Linked DNA regions of Mus musculus: region 1 is linked to region 2. A link is a loop called in an ENCODE intact Hi-C map of the cell type or tissue named here. Cell type or tissue: left cerebral cortex. All regions are shown on one strand. Links, peaks and the distances in the headings refer to the core of each region. The heading gives the core; the rest is flanking DNA. Region 1 overlaps Gm51555 (a long non-coding RNA gene). Region 2 has its middle 70 kb from the start of Gm25200.

Evidence for each region. A loop is a pair of places that touch in the nucleus more often than their neighbours do. Peaks named below come from ENCODE experiments on the same cell type or tissue, not always from the same donor. Only the 100,000 strongest peaks of a DNase experiment are listed, where the experiment ranks them.
Region 1: it touches region 2 in a loop (5-fold over the local background); 2 of 42 quality-filtered maps call a loop at or near these places.

Annotation. Positions count from the first base shown.
Region 1 is chr8:118,266,329-118,275,271 of GRCm38, reverse strand. Gm51555 (a long non-coding RNA gene) reads left to right here. Exons shown (of 3, transcript XR_003947471.1): 3 at 1,747-1,772. It also overlaps a transcript of Cdh13 not described here. Among named protein-coding and RNA genes, the nearest start is that of Cdh13, 13 kb to the left of the region's middle. In left cerebral cortex, for the core only: CTCF peaks have their summits at 377 and 8,049; DNase peaks (open chromatin) are centred at 382, 823, 4,051 and 4,361.
Region 2 is chr8:118,186,934-118,195,876 of GRCm38, reverse strand. It overlaps a transcript of Cdh13 not described here. Among named protein-coding and RNA genes, the nearest start is that of Gm25200, 70 kb to the right of the region's middle. In left cerebral cortex, for the core only: no CTCF peak of the experiment used is centred there; DNase peaks (open chromatin) are centred at 1,043 and 4,818.

The DNA.
Region 1 (8,943 bases), core at 219-8,218, 80 kb before region 2:
CTGGGTGGCTCAGTGCAGATCCACCAAGTCCCGGTCTTCCATGAATATGTACAAAGCGATGCTTAGCATGATGAGGCCGACAGAGAGCTGGGGCTTTTTGTTATTCAGACACAAAACACTGATGCGTAGATGAATCTGCTGTAGTTTGAAGGTGGACTGTCCCCAACGCAGACTTCTGTGTTTGGATACTTGGTTCTTAGCTGATAGCTTTGTTGTGGAAGGTTGTGAAGCCTTTTGGAGTAAGAGGCATAGCTGGTGTAGGTAGATCACCATCACTGGCTGAGCCTTTCTTTTAGCGTTATAGCCCAACCCAATGGTCCACTGAATGTCCTGCTTCCTGATCCTTAAGTGAACAAGCTGCAAGACAAGCTCCCACCACTAGGGGCAGAGTCACCCAAGCTGCCATGGTACACGGACTCCTATCTTCTGAAACCTCGGGCCCAAAGGGATCCCTTCTCCCTTTAACCTGTTCCTGCCAAGATTTTTCGTCTTTGTTTTCTAATCACAACTGTATAAAAATAACTAATCCAAACACCATTCTTTGAACTGTACTCTGCTCAGGGTAAGGCTGAAAAATAAACTCACTTTTTTTTTTTTTTTTTTGGCATAGACATTTACATGAGCATATCCCGTAATTAATGTTCTTAATAATCACAAATCCAAGTCCTCAACAATGTCTCAAGGTACCCAGTGGCCCTCTCCTTTCACCCAGCTAATCCTGGCTCCCTGCCTCCTCCAAGGCAAATCTCCTGGTTCCGCTTTGAGCGGTGCAGCAAAGCTGCTTCGTTCCCCAGCGGTTTCCCTCCCCCAGAAGGATTGTAAGGCCATCACTCTGACAATTACTAGGGAAAATTTATTTACAGTGCAGTGCGGATCCCTGAACAATCGCAGCCGTTGCATTCATTTGCAGTGTAATCCAAATCTGCCAATGCCTCTGTAGATAAGCTGCTGTTCCCACAGAAGGAAAACCCACCCAGCTAATGGTGTCTGCCGTCTTTTAGGAATAGACCAAGGTCAGGGCCACTGTAACGAGTGGGGGAAAGTTAATCTGCGGAAGCAAGTTAAGCACAGAAAACTACGTTTTAATGACTCTGAATGTGTGGCAGCTGCCGGGGATTTAACTGAGGCAAGCTCCAGACACTTTTGTTTCTTACCCTGTGCCTCTGTATGTTTGAAATGGCTCACATGCAACTTCCGTTGGGTCAAAGACGATGTCTGCTGTTGCCTGTACATGGCCTGCCACACAGCAGACATCCTTCAGTAGCCAGGAAGGAGATAATCTTTGCTTGTTAAGACTGAAGGACTACCGAACACTACACCTTTGGTGTCTAGGCAGCTGTCTGCCTGGTAGTGTTTCTTAAACTGTGTTCACTGAAGGATTGCCGCACTGGGGAGATGGTTCACTGGGTAAAGTGTTAGCGTCCTAAGCATGAGAACCCAAGTTCAGATACCCAGTGCTAAATAAATAAATAAATAAATAAATAAATAAATACAAGCCAGGAATGGCCCTGTGCAGTTGTAATTCCAGTTCTTGGGTTGGGGAACCCCAGAAATTTGCTGACCAGCCAGTTTAAATAAATGGCAAGCTCTAAATTCAATCAGACACGTCCCTCACCTCTCTCTTTCTCATACACACACACACACACACACACACACACACACACACACACACGCACACACATCCCCATTCCCTTCTAAGGCTCTCCAGGACAATACCCACTCTCTATGCTGCTCCTGTTTCTACAGAACGAAGCTCAAGAGTAAGCATGTCTTCATTAAGGAGGCCATGAACTTCTCACACAGTGCATGATGGGTAAGGAGAGATGGCCCCAGCCTGTGGGGTCTTGCAAAGCTACCGCCTATCTCCCTTCCCCAATTTCCTTCATTTGCCCTCTGCCCTTGGCTGGCTATTCCACTATCAATCAGCAAGTCATCAAACAAGCTAAGCTCTCCCCTAACAGTGGGTTCCTGTGCATACCAGTCTCTCTGCCTAGTAGAGTCCCCCCCACCAATGTCTTTGACCCTTGGGCCCATCTATAGGTCATCTCTGCAGAGAGAAGCCTTTCATTTGTCGGCTCACACATGATAAGCTCATGCCCTATCCCACCCCCATGCCTATTCTTCATTGACCCTTTAATCCTCTACCACCAGGTTCCTTGTTGTGGCTCCTCTTCCCGGGTGCTTTCCTCAATGGATGCTGAGATCTGTCTGCTAGTGCTCACTATTCTCTGGTTGGTTCACCATGAGCATGCAGGACTTTACCGTTTAAGAAATAAATGGGCTTACGAAATAACAGTTGAAGAAATAAATACAGTTTAAGAAAGAAAATGGCCAGGGTCTGCCAAGAAACCACCCAGCCAAAAATAAAACATTAAAAAAAAAATCTGTCCAGAAATAAGTGTGCACATTTTAATGGCTGATACCAGGTCCTGGAAGACCCTGCTGAACACACAGGGTCTAATGGACTGTGGGACAGGCCCTAGATAAACTGAGGGTACCCTTTGCCAAGGTGAATTGAGAGGATGGGGCAAGCAGGGACAAGACTGAGCAAGGCAGGGTGGAGTGCTTTCACTGTGACTTTTCCTGCCTTGACAGGTCAGGAATTCATCTCAAACCTCTTCAAAGTGCCAGGTTCTTGTACATGTAATGAATCTATTGATTTGCTGTTTGTCCCCAAGGGACTCTGGAGCCTACAGTGTCAGGACTGAAGACAAAGTATTCTCATAGCTTGTCATAGAGCCCGGTGGGGGACAGGCAGGACTCAGCATACTTCCAGAAGATGCCTCTGGCCCCGTTCTTATTATTTGGGAGTTTAAATGGTTATGTTTTCTGGGACTTCCCTAACTCTCTTATTCTGAATAAATTGCTTGCAGGCCCCTAAGTCATCCTCTCTTAACAAGGAAAGACATTCATTTACTCATTCACTCATTCAAAATATTGTTTTGATAACAGGAATCTAGTTATAATTAAAAGCAGAGATTTTCCCAGAATCGAAGTAATTGACTTAAAGTATGCCAAGATCTAGCTCCCAAGTCTGGCTTCTATATTACCACCGGGGTAATTCTTAATTCAACCAGTACGTGCTCAGTGTCTGTCTCAACGCAGGCCTTACCTCCTTCAGGACATAAATAAGAAGAAATCCATCCCTGAATTCTCTAGTATCAGTAAGATCTTTCCATGGTGGAGGGGAGGGCAGCAGGGAAGAGAGTCCTCAGTCAGTCAAGTGTAAAACAGAAGGACCCCAGTTCAAGTCCCCAGTAGCCACATAAAAGCTGAACATTGTGGTGCATGGGTGTAGCATATCACTGGTATTGGGGAGGGACAGGCTGGTCCCTGGAGTTCTCCGGTCAACCAGAACACCCGAATCATTGACCTTTGACCCCTGTCTCAAATAATAAGGTTGAGAACAGTAGCACAAGACGCCCGACATTAACCCCTGGCCTCCACCTGCACACACACACACACTCACATGCACATACACATGTACATGCACACACACACATACACGCACATGCACACACACATGCACACACACAGTTGCACACACCTTCCAATGACAGCTTGAGGCCCTAATATTCCAATCCAAATCTCTATCTTGGCAGGAAACACTAAGCCAGGATGGGGGTTGGGGTTGCGGGTGGGGGGATATTCCACCAATTTCACTCTCCCCCAGTGAAGGCTCAAGCTCCAACCACACAGAGCCCCCCTGAGGTCTCCCCATCTCCTGGGAGATTGCATCATCTTCAGTACCCTTCCCCTCCTGCTTCCTTCTAGGTCTCCCCCTCCCCCTCCCCTCTCCCACGTGTAAGTCCACTTGGTGGCCATAAATCACCATTTAGAATCTCACTCGTCACCCCCTTCCCCTTCAGATCCTCTCAGCAATACACTGAGCACAAGTCATTCGTTTGCAGGTGTCCCCCTGGAGCCTTCTGAATCAAGGAACCAGCTCCAGTCTTCTCCCACACCCTTCGCGCTGAGCTCACACAGGACTCCCATGTAATGTCTGTGCATTAGTGAATAAATTCACACATCAGAAACAGTTAGGAGAGCTGGGACATTCATTAAACAGAAGGCACTTACCCAAACCCTTCATACTCAGGCATCCCTGCTTGGGTCCTTGCCAGCTCTCTACGAAACACACTGACTTCCCTCCACTGACGACTGTGGACTGTGACCAGCCAACCTTCCCTGGGTGAAGGGACCTAATGGTGTTAGCTTACAGGTCTGAGCCCCTGAGATGCTGGGCTGCCTCTGCTGCCTCTCTGTGCAACCATGAAGACCACACCTCCCCTGAAAGCCCCAGCCTTCCCTTTCTCTGACCCCCCTTAGAGTCAGATTCTTCTCTGACACTCACCAGAGCCGGGCCAGGCAAGCGACTTAGCTCATCACTGTTGAGCCCTGGCCACCTGCCAAGAACTGTACCACATGGTGGGAATAACTGGAGAAATAATAAGGACTGTTGCCCAAGAACTAATCAAGAGCCTAATTGTTTTGTCTTTAAATTTACTGGTTTATTGTTTTTATTTAAAATATTGTCATATTTGATTTTATTATTATTATTATTTAATTATTTCAACCCGGCCTGATAGTACAAGCCTGTAGCCATGGTGATTACAACAGGGGAATCTTAAACTCAAAGCCACTTAGTAACACCCCCTCTCAAAATTCAAAACAGGTCTCCAGCCAGGGAGGCAGGGAGGCAGGGAGACAGGAAGTCTAATTGCAGATCTTGACTTCTCCCCCAGGTCCTCCAAAATCAAGCCCCAGTCCCATGGCCAGCTCTGTAACAGACTACCTGCTGTGGGCTCCCCTTCATTCTCCACCCCCATCACCAGTGGACTATAAAGATACTAACCCTCCAATCCTCCTTCCCCATGCTCATTGCTTTATTCCAGACCCCAATTCCAGCAGTCATTCCCTAAGATCCCACAGGGCACTTTGTCCAGTGAAACAGTTAGGCTAACTGCAGACCTTCACCTCTCCCTCCAAGCCCAATTCCCCCAGTCTCGTCCCCAGCTCTGTAGTAGGCTGCCTTCTGCATCTCTCCTCACTTTCTGCTCTCCTTACCAGGGAGCTAAGCAGATCCTGGTGGAACATGCAACTTTCCTCCCTCTTATGGATGCCCTCAGCACTGCTCAGCCAATTCTTTTTCCTTAGCATCAGCTCCCAGTACCTAGAAACACATTTTACCCAGAATCCTGAGTAGCCACACTTATCAGAACCCCAGAAGAATTTCCTACGAGGCACCATACAGACACCACACTCACTAGAGATGGCAAGAGAAACCAAGGATCAAGAAAAGATCAGATAACAGCTCCTATAATTATAATGTTTCCAAACCCAGATGTCTAGATCCCAGCAGAAAAACACAATCAATAACAACCAGCACAATATGTCTCTACCAGAGTCTGACAATCCTACCATAGCAAGCCCATCATCTTGTTTTGCTTCATCCAAGAAACACACCTTAACACCGAGGATAAACATCACCTTGGTAAAAGGATAGAAACAAATATTCCAAGCAAATGAACCTAGGATGCAAGCTGGGATAGTCATTTCAGTATCTGACAAACTAGACTTCAAATGAAAACTCATCAGAAAAGATGGGGGAAAATGCTACATACTCACCAAAGAAAGAGTCCACCAAGAAGACATTGCAACTCTGAATACACCAAACAGAAGAATGACCAAGGCTGTAAAAGAGACTCTACTGTATCTTAAATCATATATTGACCCTCACTCATTTACAGTGGGAGACTTCAGCACCTCATACTTGCCAGTAGACAGGTCATCCAGACAGAAACTAAACAGAGAAATGTTTCAGCTAACTGATGTTATAAACCAAATGGACCTAACACATATTTACAGAACATCTCACCCAAACATAAAAGAATATACCTTTTGGACCTTTCTCCAAGATTGACCACATATTTGGACATAAAATAAGTTTCAAAGGGAATAAGAAAAATTGAAATAACACCCTGCATCCTATCTGACCACCACAGATTAAAACTGGATACCATCAAGAGAAATAACAGAAATCTTACAAACTCATGGAGACTGAGTTAAGACAGAAATTAAACACTTTCTAGAAATCAATTGTGGAATCAAATTGAAGGCCCAGGCAAAAATCCACACCCCTATAGACACCTGATTTTTGATAAAGAAGCCAGACATAGATAGTAAGGGGGGTAAAGACAGCATCTACAACAAATGGTACTGGTCAAACTGGACAGCTGCATGTACAAGAATCCAGAGAGATTATTTACAACTCTGAATCAAACTCAACTCCAAATGTTTCCATGACCTCAACATGAAACCAGATATACTGAACTTGATAAAAGAGAACGTGGGGAGTCGTTTTTAGCCCATTGACAGAGCGGAAGATATTCTGAACAGGACACCCTTAGCACAGGCACTAAGATCAACAAGTAATAAATGGGACCTCACGAAACTGAGAGCTTCTGTATGTCAAAGAACACCATCATTTGGACAAAGTGGCAGCCTACAGAATGGGAAGATTTTAGCAACTGCACATCCGATAGAGGCCTAATATCTAAAGTATATAAAGAATTCAAACACTAACATCAAGAAAACAAAAGACCCAATTAAAAACGGGATACAAATCTAAACCAAGAAATCTCAAGAGAAGAAATTCAAATCACTGAGTTTAAGTTTAACACTTAAAAGAAATGTGCAGCATTTCTTAGCCACCGGGGAAATGCAAATCAAAATGACTTTGAGATTCCATCTTACACCTGTCAGAATAGCACAGGTCAATAGACCAGGTGACAGTTCATGCTGACCAGAACGTAGAATTGAGGGGACACTGACCCATTGCTAGTGGGAGTGTAAACTTGTAGCAACCACTATAGAAATTACTCATAATAGATAGAAGTTGAAAACACCCCAAATATCCCTCAAAAGATATAGATGGGTAGAGAGAATGAGGTACAATCACACAATGAAGCACTACTCAGCTAATTAAAAAATGAAATCATGAAATCCACAAGCAATGTAAGGAATTAGAAAAAATATTCTGAGTGAGGTATCACAGGCCTGGAGAGAGAAATGTGGCATCTATTTGCTTATATGTGGATATGAGCTATTAAGTCAATGGTAACAATCTACAGTTTGTAGAACCACCGAGGTTAGGTATAGGATAACCACTAGAGGAGACAGATAGATCTTATTAGGAACGGAAAATAGAGAAGATTAATGATTCTCAATGATTTGTCTTGATCCCATTGTCCTGTGGCCATGTAAATGAGGAACAGTATCGATAAGTGGTTGATATGGGAGAGCTCAGCCCACTATGGGCAGCACCATTCCCTAGGCAGGTATAGACTTGGGCTGTATAAGAAAGGTGGCTGAATCTAAGCCAGCAAGGGAGGCAGTAACCAGCATCCTTCCATGGTTTCTGCTTCAGTTGCTGCTTAAGTTCCAGCCCTGACTTCCCTTAGTGATGGCCTGAACCTCAAAGTGTTAGTCAAATAAACCCCTATGTTGTTTATGGTTCCAGTAATTTTATCACAGCAACAGAAAAATAACTGTAACAGTAGATAACCACACATTGGACGCTTACTTAATGCCATTCAGGGGCCAATCCTCCCACGCTCAGAAAATGTGTGTTGATAATGCCAAGGCACACCATTCCTGTCCCACAACCCCTGAGAGCTTGGGAAGGCAGCTGAAAGCTATTCAAAGCTGATTAAAACATACCTAAAACCCATAGGAGAATACCTGGCTTATTCACATCTGGGTTCATTCATTCAACCTATTGATCCTTAAGAACTGACTGTGTCCTACAAGTGCCAAGCACTACCCAGGAAGCAGCGCTGTGACTACCGGAACGAACCAAACAGACAGACACCAGCTCTCGAGACCTTTACATCTGGGTGGCAGTAGACAGTAAGAAACGTGAGTGCCAGGAGACAGGATGAGACAGTGACAGCAGCCAGCCTCAGAGAGGGAAGCAAGAGAGGGTGTGTGGAAAACAGGAACGGGATTTTTGAGCATTTCCCATCAGGCACCTCTCACTGACTGCCCCCTACCGTGTGAAGTCTGCACAGCTCCATTTGTGGAAGACACAGGATGCAGAGCTCCCAAGCCGAAGGTCACAAGCAAGGGCATGATCTCAGATGGCTTGGCCAGTTATATACAGCCACATAATCTTTTGCAACACAGTTTAGAAAGCCCGCCTTTTGTTTGTTTGTTTATTGGGGGGAAGCACATGTAGTTGCCCAGTGCACGTGTGAAAGTCACAGGACAATTGAGAGAAAGCATTCTTTTGCTTCGCCCATGGGGGTTCTGGGGAACTGAACCCAGTCATCAGGCTTGATGCTGAGCAACTTTACCTGCTGAGCCAACTCACTGGCTCCCAGACAGCCCACTCTTATTTCAGCCCCTTCTCCCTTCCCAGCAGCCTTCAAGCCTGATAGCTCTGTTCACATGCCCTGATCCTCACTCCCGTGCCACACCCTGGTAGAACTCCTCTGTCCTTGACTCTGTTCTTCCAGCCAGACAATTCCTCCCACCACAGTTGACCCTGGCCATGCCACAATGGCTGGGATGCCAGGCTGCAGGGTCCTTTCCAACCAGGACGGAGAGGAGGTTAGATGAAGGGCTCAGGGGGATGGAGCATCCCACACTACCCCTGGCCTGAAGTGAGAAGAAGCTGAGAGTGTAAAGGTAGCTGTAGTGGCTAAGCTGGCATCTGACTTCTGGGCTGTCCAGTCTCAATGCCTCTAACCACTGGGATCCACTGTTAACTTGGGAAAGCAGCTTTGTGCCAGGCAGAAAGCAGGCGTTCAGGTAAATACAGGCTTGGGAATAAAGGGCACATAAATCAGTGAAGAAGAAGGTCTTAGATGGGCAGGTGGGCAAGCTTGTGAACAAATCAAATGGAAGGGGAGCCTGTGCACAAGAGTGAAGAACAGCTGC
Region 2 (8,943 bases), core at 648-8,647:
GGAGTCTAGTGTGTAGAGCCCTCTGCTTCCACTGAGCTGTGAACCAGCAGCCTCTAACCCCAGGCTTTTCCCACCACAGTGGATGGTGTCCGAGAGCTAAATAAAACAGTCCCTCCGTGAATAGCATCCTGTCGGGAATTTTGGGGGTGCACCTCCAGGAGAAAAGGAACTGAAACATAGGCCTTTCCATTTGACATCGAGTCCTTAAATAGTACTGCTCTCTGGTTGGTCGATGAGGCACACTTTATTCAAAGGACATTGCTGTCGTTAGGAAGGATGGGACTCAAACTCAGGCTTACTAGACAGACAGCTCCTGCCTCTGGTATCAAGGTGCTAGTTGCATTCACTGGTGTTGACTATGAATTGGACAGGGAGGGGACCCATGAACTCTGTCAGAGAAGGCAAAGAGTGAGAGGCCAAAGAAACGTTCATGTAGTCAGGCCAGTCAGTCAGCCAGGCTGCGGCTGACTCCAGGCTCTAGCTGTCCGTGGGTGAGTTTCCACTCATCCTGTGCATCGTGGTCAAATGGTTGCCTCTCCGAAGTCTGGGTCTTCCTGTTCTTACAATAGAGCCAATGGGAATACCCGTCTCCTAGTGTTCCATCTATGTCAAAAAGTGGATTGGAGCGCAGATATTACCTTTAATTCTGTTTTATGTGGAGGGAGTGATGGTGTGGAATAGGCTGGCTTGCCCAAGCCTCGAGGGTACTCTCCAGTCTCAACATAATTCACACAGTGATAGATAAGCAGACCAGTCACCCTGGTGACTCATGACGTCCCCACACATCCCATGCTTGGTCTCACCTTTCCCCTGTGATGAAGCTGCTCCTGATTTCTATGTTCCCGCTGGCATCGGCCAGTCCCTCACCTTATTTGAATCTTGTCCAGCTCTGTCTGCAGAGGCCATATCCGTATCCCTGTGATTCTCCTCCTGTCAACAGCAATAAAAACTGGGCTCATCCATTCTAACACTCCAGTCAAGAAGCCCAGAGAGAGGAAGGCCAGCGTGGACAGAGCTTCCAAATTTATGAAACAGGGACACAAATAATACCCTGCATTTTGTGGGTAGAGGCAGGCCTGGAATTTCTGCAAAGGTTTTCCAACTCACAGCATATTTTAATGCCATATGTATGCTCGGCGGCCGAACAGCTCTCTCTAGATGCCAGCACTGCTGTTTAAAATAAATAAATAAAAAAGAAAAAAAAAAAAAAAGAAGAAAGAGATCCATCTTAAGATCCAAACAGGCTGCAAATTCAAACAGGAGAAAACATTTTAGGTGGTTCATATGAAGGAAGGGCTGTTAGTCTAAAGGTCAAGGGAAACAGCCACGCCCAGTGCAGACCCCCCACACTGAGGAGGCCCTGATTGGCCAAACATTTATGATACATCCCAACCTGTGTCAAAGGTCCCATCTATCATATCACTGAAAGCTCATAATGGCCTCCCTAACACTTAGGATGCCAAAACGGAACAGTGTATAAGCAAATCGCAGTAACTGGAGCAGAGTTTGTTTTGAAAATGGTTTGCAAAGGACCCCAGATTTAAAGAAACCCCAAGATGAGCAACAGGGAATGGCCACATAGATCCCTTCTATAAGTGGACAGTGGTGTGCAAAGATGTGAGGGGGAGCCTAGAGACGAAGAGCCAGGCAAGAGCTTAACTGGTCTTCTATTGCCAAGGAAACTGAGGCTCACACAAATTAACCATCTTCCTCAGACACACACAGATTGTGAAGTTTGCAAACCTGGGTCTGTTTGATCTCAACACCAGAACTTTAAAAAAAAAATTACAGTGCGTTCATAGTCACAGGCTGGAAGTATCTCAGAGGAGAAAGATGGAGGGTTGCAAGTGAACCCCTGGGGGTTCTAGGAAAGTGACCCTGCTTGGGGCAGTTTTGGCACTGGGGAAAGGAAATGTACCATGGCCCCTATGTTGCATACATCTCAGACAGACACTCGGGGACTGTGAGGTTGGTACAAGCATTCTTTCCAAACCACTGATACCCAGCGGAAAGGACCTTTGAAGATGGATCATAGGAATATCTGACATTTAGGATTTGATACCTTGTGACAGCCAGGTAGCTCATCACTTCATCCTTCTCATGGTACCGTCCCCCTCATTCACAAGCACACACAGCTCAGGGGTGTTAAGAGTCTGTCAAGAAACGAAAGCCGTGGGCACACCCATGAACAGATGAACGGATAAAGAAAGTAGGGAATGTGTGGATCGCGGCCTTAAAGAAGGAACGGAGTTGAACCATGCTAGAGTGCAAATGAAGCTCAAAGGTCAAGTCTAATCACGCAGCCATGAAATGACAAATGTCATGTGACCCAGGCTGTATCCAATGGACATGTCTGTCATGGTCCTTCCTAGAGAGTTTCAGTTCTTTGAGACTTCCAGATCCATGTCCCAGCCATCTCCCCACCCCTCCCTCACCCCAGTCTCTCCTTCTCCTGGGAAAACAGTCTCTCTCTCTTTCCTCCTCCAACTGCTTTCAGAGCAAATAGCTCCTAGCTTCTCTCTCTCTCTCTCATCTCTGTTGACCTTCAAATGTTTTCTCCTTGACTGAGTCTTCTTTTGCAGCAAGGTTGTGCTCAGAATTAAGCCCCGCACGGTGGGGTGAGCACTTTGCTGCCGGGTTCTTGTCTCCTTAGGAGAAGCATTGAGTTGCCTTTGTCTTGACCAGCAACAGTGTTAGACTTTCCCTGTGACGTCTCCCTGGGCCTCCCTGAGAAAAGCCACGTCCTATGTTCGACCGCAGGATACTGACAGCATCTGGCAGTCTGGCCTTGGTTTCTCTGTTTCTTAATCTTGTGTCACTTGCTATTTGTGCATGTACAAATGTCCACCAAGCACCTAAGCCTTTTTGTTGTATAATTGAGAAGGCTCTTGGGAGATTTCAAAGACTGGAACCAGCCTCAGCTCCGGTGAGATCCTTCACGCTCTCCTCCCTGACCATACACCTAGATTACATTTCCCAGCTTCCTTTGCATTTAGGTGGAATCGCACTCAGGCTACAGTCACAGAAAGGGTGACATCATGGGGATAGCCACAGCTGCCCATTTGTCTTCCATACAGTACTCTTTGTTTGCCCTCTTTTGTCAGCTGATGTTCAGGAGACTCAGGGAATAACCAAGAGGCCCTCTCAGATGGTGGAGTCATTCAGACCCTGGGTACCCAAGTCACCAGTGGGAAGGCTGCATTTGCACATCTAATGGCATTTTCATGGAGTAACAAGGAAAAATGAAACAAAACCCCATTCTGGTGGGTTAAACTTCTTTGGTTCCAAAAAAGAAAAAAAAAAGAAAAAGAAGTCTTAAAAGTACAACACAGGGCTAGGGAGGTGGTTCAATGCTTATTGTTTTCATAGAGGACCTGCATCAGGTTCCCAGAACCTATATTGGGCAGCTTACAAATGCCCACAACTCCAGTTCTGGGGGGATCTGACACTTCTCTGTGGGCTCCAAAGGCTCTCTCGCTCTGTCTCTGTCTTTGTCTCTGTCTCTGTCTCTCTCTGTCTCAGTCTCTCTCTCTCTCTCTCTCTGTCTCTCTGTCTCTCTCTCTCTTTCTGTGTGTGTGTGTGTGTGTGTGTGTGTGTGTGCATGTGGGTGGGCAGAATGTAGCAGCTGCTGCCTGTTAGTTTGAGGGGGGCAAGCTGCAATCTCACCCTCATTACTTCCTCTCACCTCCGGCTTCTGCTCTTGGCTTCTGCTCTTGCCTCTCATTCCACTATCTGAGGGTTTTCCCCCTTCTCATCCACCCACTTGTGCTTCCCCATCCCCTAAGACACAGACCAGTGAGAATTCCTCCTGCAAGCCTGCCTCTGTTCTACACAGGCTTTCCTCACCAAACTCAGCCCCTCACCCATGAATGTCCAGGTTTCAGTCTACTCTGAGCCTTGAGAGCCTAGACAGTCTCCTATTCATCTTTATTCCAGGGTCACAGTCCTGACACAACACCAAGTAGTTATCAGGACCAACTGGATGAATGGCTCAGCCAGGAGCAGGGGATAGAATAGAACCCAAAGGTCCATGAAACAGAGAGCAAGAGATGAATCAGGATCAAAGGGGCCTGGGACATGATAGGTTGTTACATCAGGAAGGTCTATCCTAGCCAATGAGGGGTAAGACCCAGGGCAAGTGGGAAGACCCCACCTTTCTTTTGGAGGGTCTGCCAGGTATGGTCTCAGGAAGGGATTGGCTCTGTGGATAAGGCTAAGTCACCAGAATACAGATTTCATAAGGACAGAGCTTCTACGGTGAGGGATGTTTATCTGCACAAATCACTGCTTGTGTCTACAATAGCTGGAACAGAGTATGTGCTCAACAAACTCGTAGTCAGGCAAAGATAAGGCAGGAATATCAAATATGTGTGAACAGAGGCAGGGAGGCAACTGTTTCTTCACCCTCGGGTGACTACAAAGTATCTAAGAATTGGCACAAACCTACCAACCTTGGGGCCATCAGTTGGCCAAGCTGGGCTCACTGAGTCCTGGGTCTGCAGTGCTGGGCAGAGCCCACCAGCTGATTGTGCTTGGAACACTGTTGATGACTCGTGATTGCTTCTGTGCAATGTGGGCTTCATGTTGCTTGACACCCAGTGAGTTAGGATTCTCTACATTCCTCATGTCTTCGGTGAAAGTTTTGTATTAGTGCCGTCTTTAAAGGCTTTTCTTCAGCCCTGTTTTGAAATGTTGAATGGATTCCAACCATATCAATCAAGGTCAGATTTGTCAGGAGAGCATCTGTGTGTGAATATGAGTGTGTTTGCATTCCATTGAGGTTTCTATTTTTACTCCATGATAGTACATGCCAGGCTGTCTCCAAATCACAGAACTGTAAGTAGCTCGGCGGCGGCATCTTATCATCTATTAATAGGTCCTCGATGGGGTGGAAGGAGAGAGGCTCTGAAGACATAAAAATTTGGTGAAGTCTGCACTACACAGTTCTTCAAGGCAGAGTTGTTTCCACCCTTTGTTATGTAATGTGCAGACTGTAGGTAGTTTCCCAAGACAGGGTGTCAAGACATGTGATAGATGCTTATTTTCGTTTTTGTAATTGTTCAGTTGATTTTTTCCCTCTGGGACACCATTCAACAATCTATAACTTTCCTGGTGTAAGAGCAAGTCCAGAAATGCTGTTTTCCAGAATGCCAGCCCATGAGGACCCTTGCTTTTCTTTACCCTTAGTTAACCAAAACGACTGCTTTACCCTGTCAAGCAAAAAGCCATGGCCTTAACCCTGCCATCCTAAGAGCAGGAGCACAAGAATCAGAAACCCAGGCTCAGATGTGAGCATCTTTTGGAACATGATCACATGACCTTCTGAAACCTCATCACTTCTCAGCCTTAGCCCTCTTCTGTAGAAACAATGACATAATTGAGAGATTCCTTCATCAGGGCAGCAGGTGGCATCTGAAAGGATGTGACAAGGCCTGGCCTGGGGTAGGTGATGAGGTAGGTGAACAGAGCATCAGGCTCCTAATAACTCTGGGGATGGAGTCAAAGACAAAACAGAAGCACCTACGCTAAATACCTAGACGTAGACAGTGAGTTTGGTAGTGCACACCTGTAATCCCAGTAGTCAGGAGGCTGAGGGAGGAGGTTCAAGACTTCAAGGCCAGCCAAGTTTACATAGGAAGATTCTTAGAAAAAGTAATAAGAGAAGAAACGGGAGGTAGGGAAGGAGGAGGTAAGGAGGGGAGGGAGGAGGGAGTTGGGAAGAGGCAGAGACAAAGAAGGAACCCACAGGAGGGCCCTGTTTTAAGAGACTCTAACCTGCAAACATAGAAAGAAATATCTATAGATCTAGGCTCCCCAGATTGTCCTCAGATGTAGCCATGGCTGGTACCAGAACCCCAGGACAACTGTGGATGCTCTTCTTGGTGTCTGTTGCTAAGGTTTGGTGGGAAGGGAGGAAGCTGTGAGTTCTCCTGTTACCGAGCCCATGCAGCTGGAGAGGATATCCCATACTGCCCGCTTCCCGACAACAGCAGCAGGGAACAGAGTATCTGTGCAGCCACACATGGAGTGCCCCTGGCACACTTAGCAGCCAGTCCAAAGCCACAGCATGAGAGCTCTAAAGGAAGACGGGGCAATTATCTCATGTGGTCTTTGTGCCAATGAAAGAAGTGGGTCCTGTGGATACCTATGGGCCATGACACCAGCGGGAGCCTGGGTCTCTGTTTATCCTAAAGAGATTCGGACAACTTTTTTGTTTTGTTTTGAGACATAGTCTCTGTAGCCCTGGCTGGCCTGGGACTCCTGGTGATCCTCCTCAGGCAACGTTTTGGGCAAGGTGCTGTAGCTCCTGAAAGTACCTGCTGGGTGCCTGTGCCTTCTCCATCACATCCCACCCAGGAAGACGGAGGAGTTGCTGTCTAATTGTGCTTGAGTTTCCTCCTCTACTCTCTCCCCTCCCACTCGGCCTTCTCCCGGGCATTAGGCATTTAATTGTGCGTGCCACTATTCATTGTGCCCAGGGCTTTACAGGGGCTACAGGGCCCCGGCTTCTCCATTTTGTCAGCTTAATGCGCACCGACTCTTGTCCTGCCCGTTTGATGACTCATCGTTCAACGCGATCTCATAATTACTTCATGTTTCAGACTCAGGTGGGAGAGAGCTCGAGAAGACGGGCGAAATATTTACTTTGCACCAAATGAAGAACACAATTCAGTTCCTTTGAATATCAATTAGAGGCATATGGTGCGAGCCAAGCTCACTAATAAAGTTAAAAGAAATACCACAGTGAGGGAGACAGTTGCTCCCTCACAGGCAAAGGCAGGAGGGCAGGCTGCTAACACTGGCTGGGATCTCCCAAACAGATTGTCTGAACACCTGCAGTTCAAGGGCCCTCTGACTCCTAAGGACTCTCCTTAGTATCTCTTTAGACAAGCTTGTCATAATTTAGTAAGCGGTCATGGCAAGCAGGTTTCAAGTGTACCCAGAGCTGCTGAGAGTCTATATTGAGGATTCCAAGACAGTGGTCGGTGACAGTCTCAGCCACCAGTCGAGGATGGAACCGGAAGAGGGAGTGTGCCCCCTTGGTGTATTTGCTAGTAAAAAGAACCCTGCCTGAATCTGGAGGTGCAGCCCTGAGGTGAGCCGTGGAGTTCCCTCAGCCTCAGTTTCCTGATAGGTACAATCAAGATGATGGCGGTATTTCCAAGAAGAGGTTGTGATGAGCATCAGCTGAGTGAAGCATGTACAACAATTTTGAGACTCCTAGAAGCTGAGGTAATACGAAAGGGTGTCATTGAAACCAACAGACACTCACGTGATGGTGCAGCATATGTGTGCACAGGTTCTCAGGTGGCTTTCAAATGCTCCCGGGGAAGCTTTCTGACTTTCGGTACTTTGGTACCTGTTGGAATTTGGGGGTGGGGGGTGCTTGGCTCATGCTTTGGAAGAGTGGGCTCAACCCACTCAATACCAGAAACAACAGGACCTCTAATAATCTGAGCCACCTTAGCTATCTCTAGACTATATTGCCAAGGACAAACTGCTCCTGCTCAATCCAGGTCTATAGCTCATCCTTTGCCTACAGTATGGATTCTCCTGGGAGCTTTAGAAGTGTCGCATGCACCAAGCACTGAGCCCCAACCAAAAGAATATATTGAGTTGGCTAAGATGAGGTGAGCACTCTATTTTACTCCTGTTGCTGGCATAACATATCCTGACCAAAAGCAATTAAGAGGAGAGAGGATTTTTTTTTAATCTCACAATTCCAGGTTACAATCAGTCACAGCAGGGATATAAGGCAGCAGGACCTCAGAGCACCTCATCATATCCCACTCACAAGTGAGAGAATGAATATGTAGGTCATCTCACCCCCACCACTCTCATACCAACCTAGGGCCCAAACCTAGGGAATGGCACTGCCCACAGGGGGCTAGGCCTTCCCACACCAATCAACACAATCAATATAGTCACCTCTGGACATACCTACAGGTCAACCTGATCCAAACAATCCCCCATTGAGACTCCCTTCTTAGGTAACCCTATACCGTGTTAAACCAACAGTTAAAACCAATCATCACATAGGGGTGTGTATCTATCTATCTCCAGGTGATTCTAGAGTAGGGAACTCTGAAAAGACAAAGGTCCCCTCTCTGATGAGTCACTGCCCCTTTACAGGCTCTCTGGATTTGTTTACAGGCTGGACTAAGAAATGAAGCCGCATACTTTTGGTGCAAAAAGACCAGGGTTGTCTAAGGACCAGATAGAGAGATGTTTCTACACCCTGACTCAACATGAACTTTCCCTCCCACATCCCTTTGCATGGATTTTATTTTTTAATGAGTCTGCGAACACTCTATCCTTTACCAGACAATGGAGGGAGTGTGATGAAGGAGATAATTAAACATGATAGATATCCAAGCACGTCCATCTCTAAGCCATTTTTCAAAGACAATGGAAGCCCTAACATCCCTCTGATGAGAAGGAGCCAGACAGAAGCATCCAGAGTAACATACGACTGGGTACAAATGGTAAAATTAAAGGCAACGTTGTTGATGAGCTCACTGGAGCCTGAAGTACCGAAGCACAATATTAGCCTTGGTGGGAAATAACTTCATTGAAATATGTCCTTCGTGGTGCATGGCTTTCCCGGGGCTCTGAGAGCGTTCTGTCTCTCTCCGCATCTCACTCTCTGTCACCAGGCATTCTCAGCAGAGTGAACAGAAAGGAGAACTCAGGAGGAAAAGCAGAGGATAATTGAAGTCTTGCTTGATCTATTGTTACAACCGAAGAGGCAGAGAGAGTAGCATACCATATCCACACAGCTCCTGTGGCTTGCACAACAGTCCGTCAGTCAGTATGTACTTAACCACGCACCCGTTATCAATAAATCCCTGTGGTCCGCTCCTGAGGTGGGGGCTTGGGGTGGGGTGGGAGAGAGATGGATAAGAAACAGATCCTGCCTGCTAGGTGTTTGCAGTCTTGTTA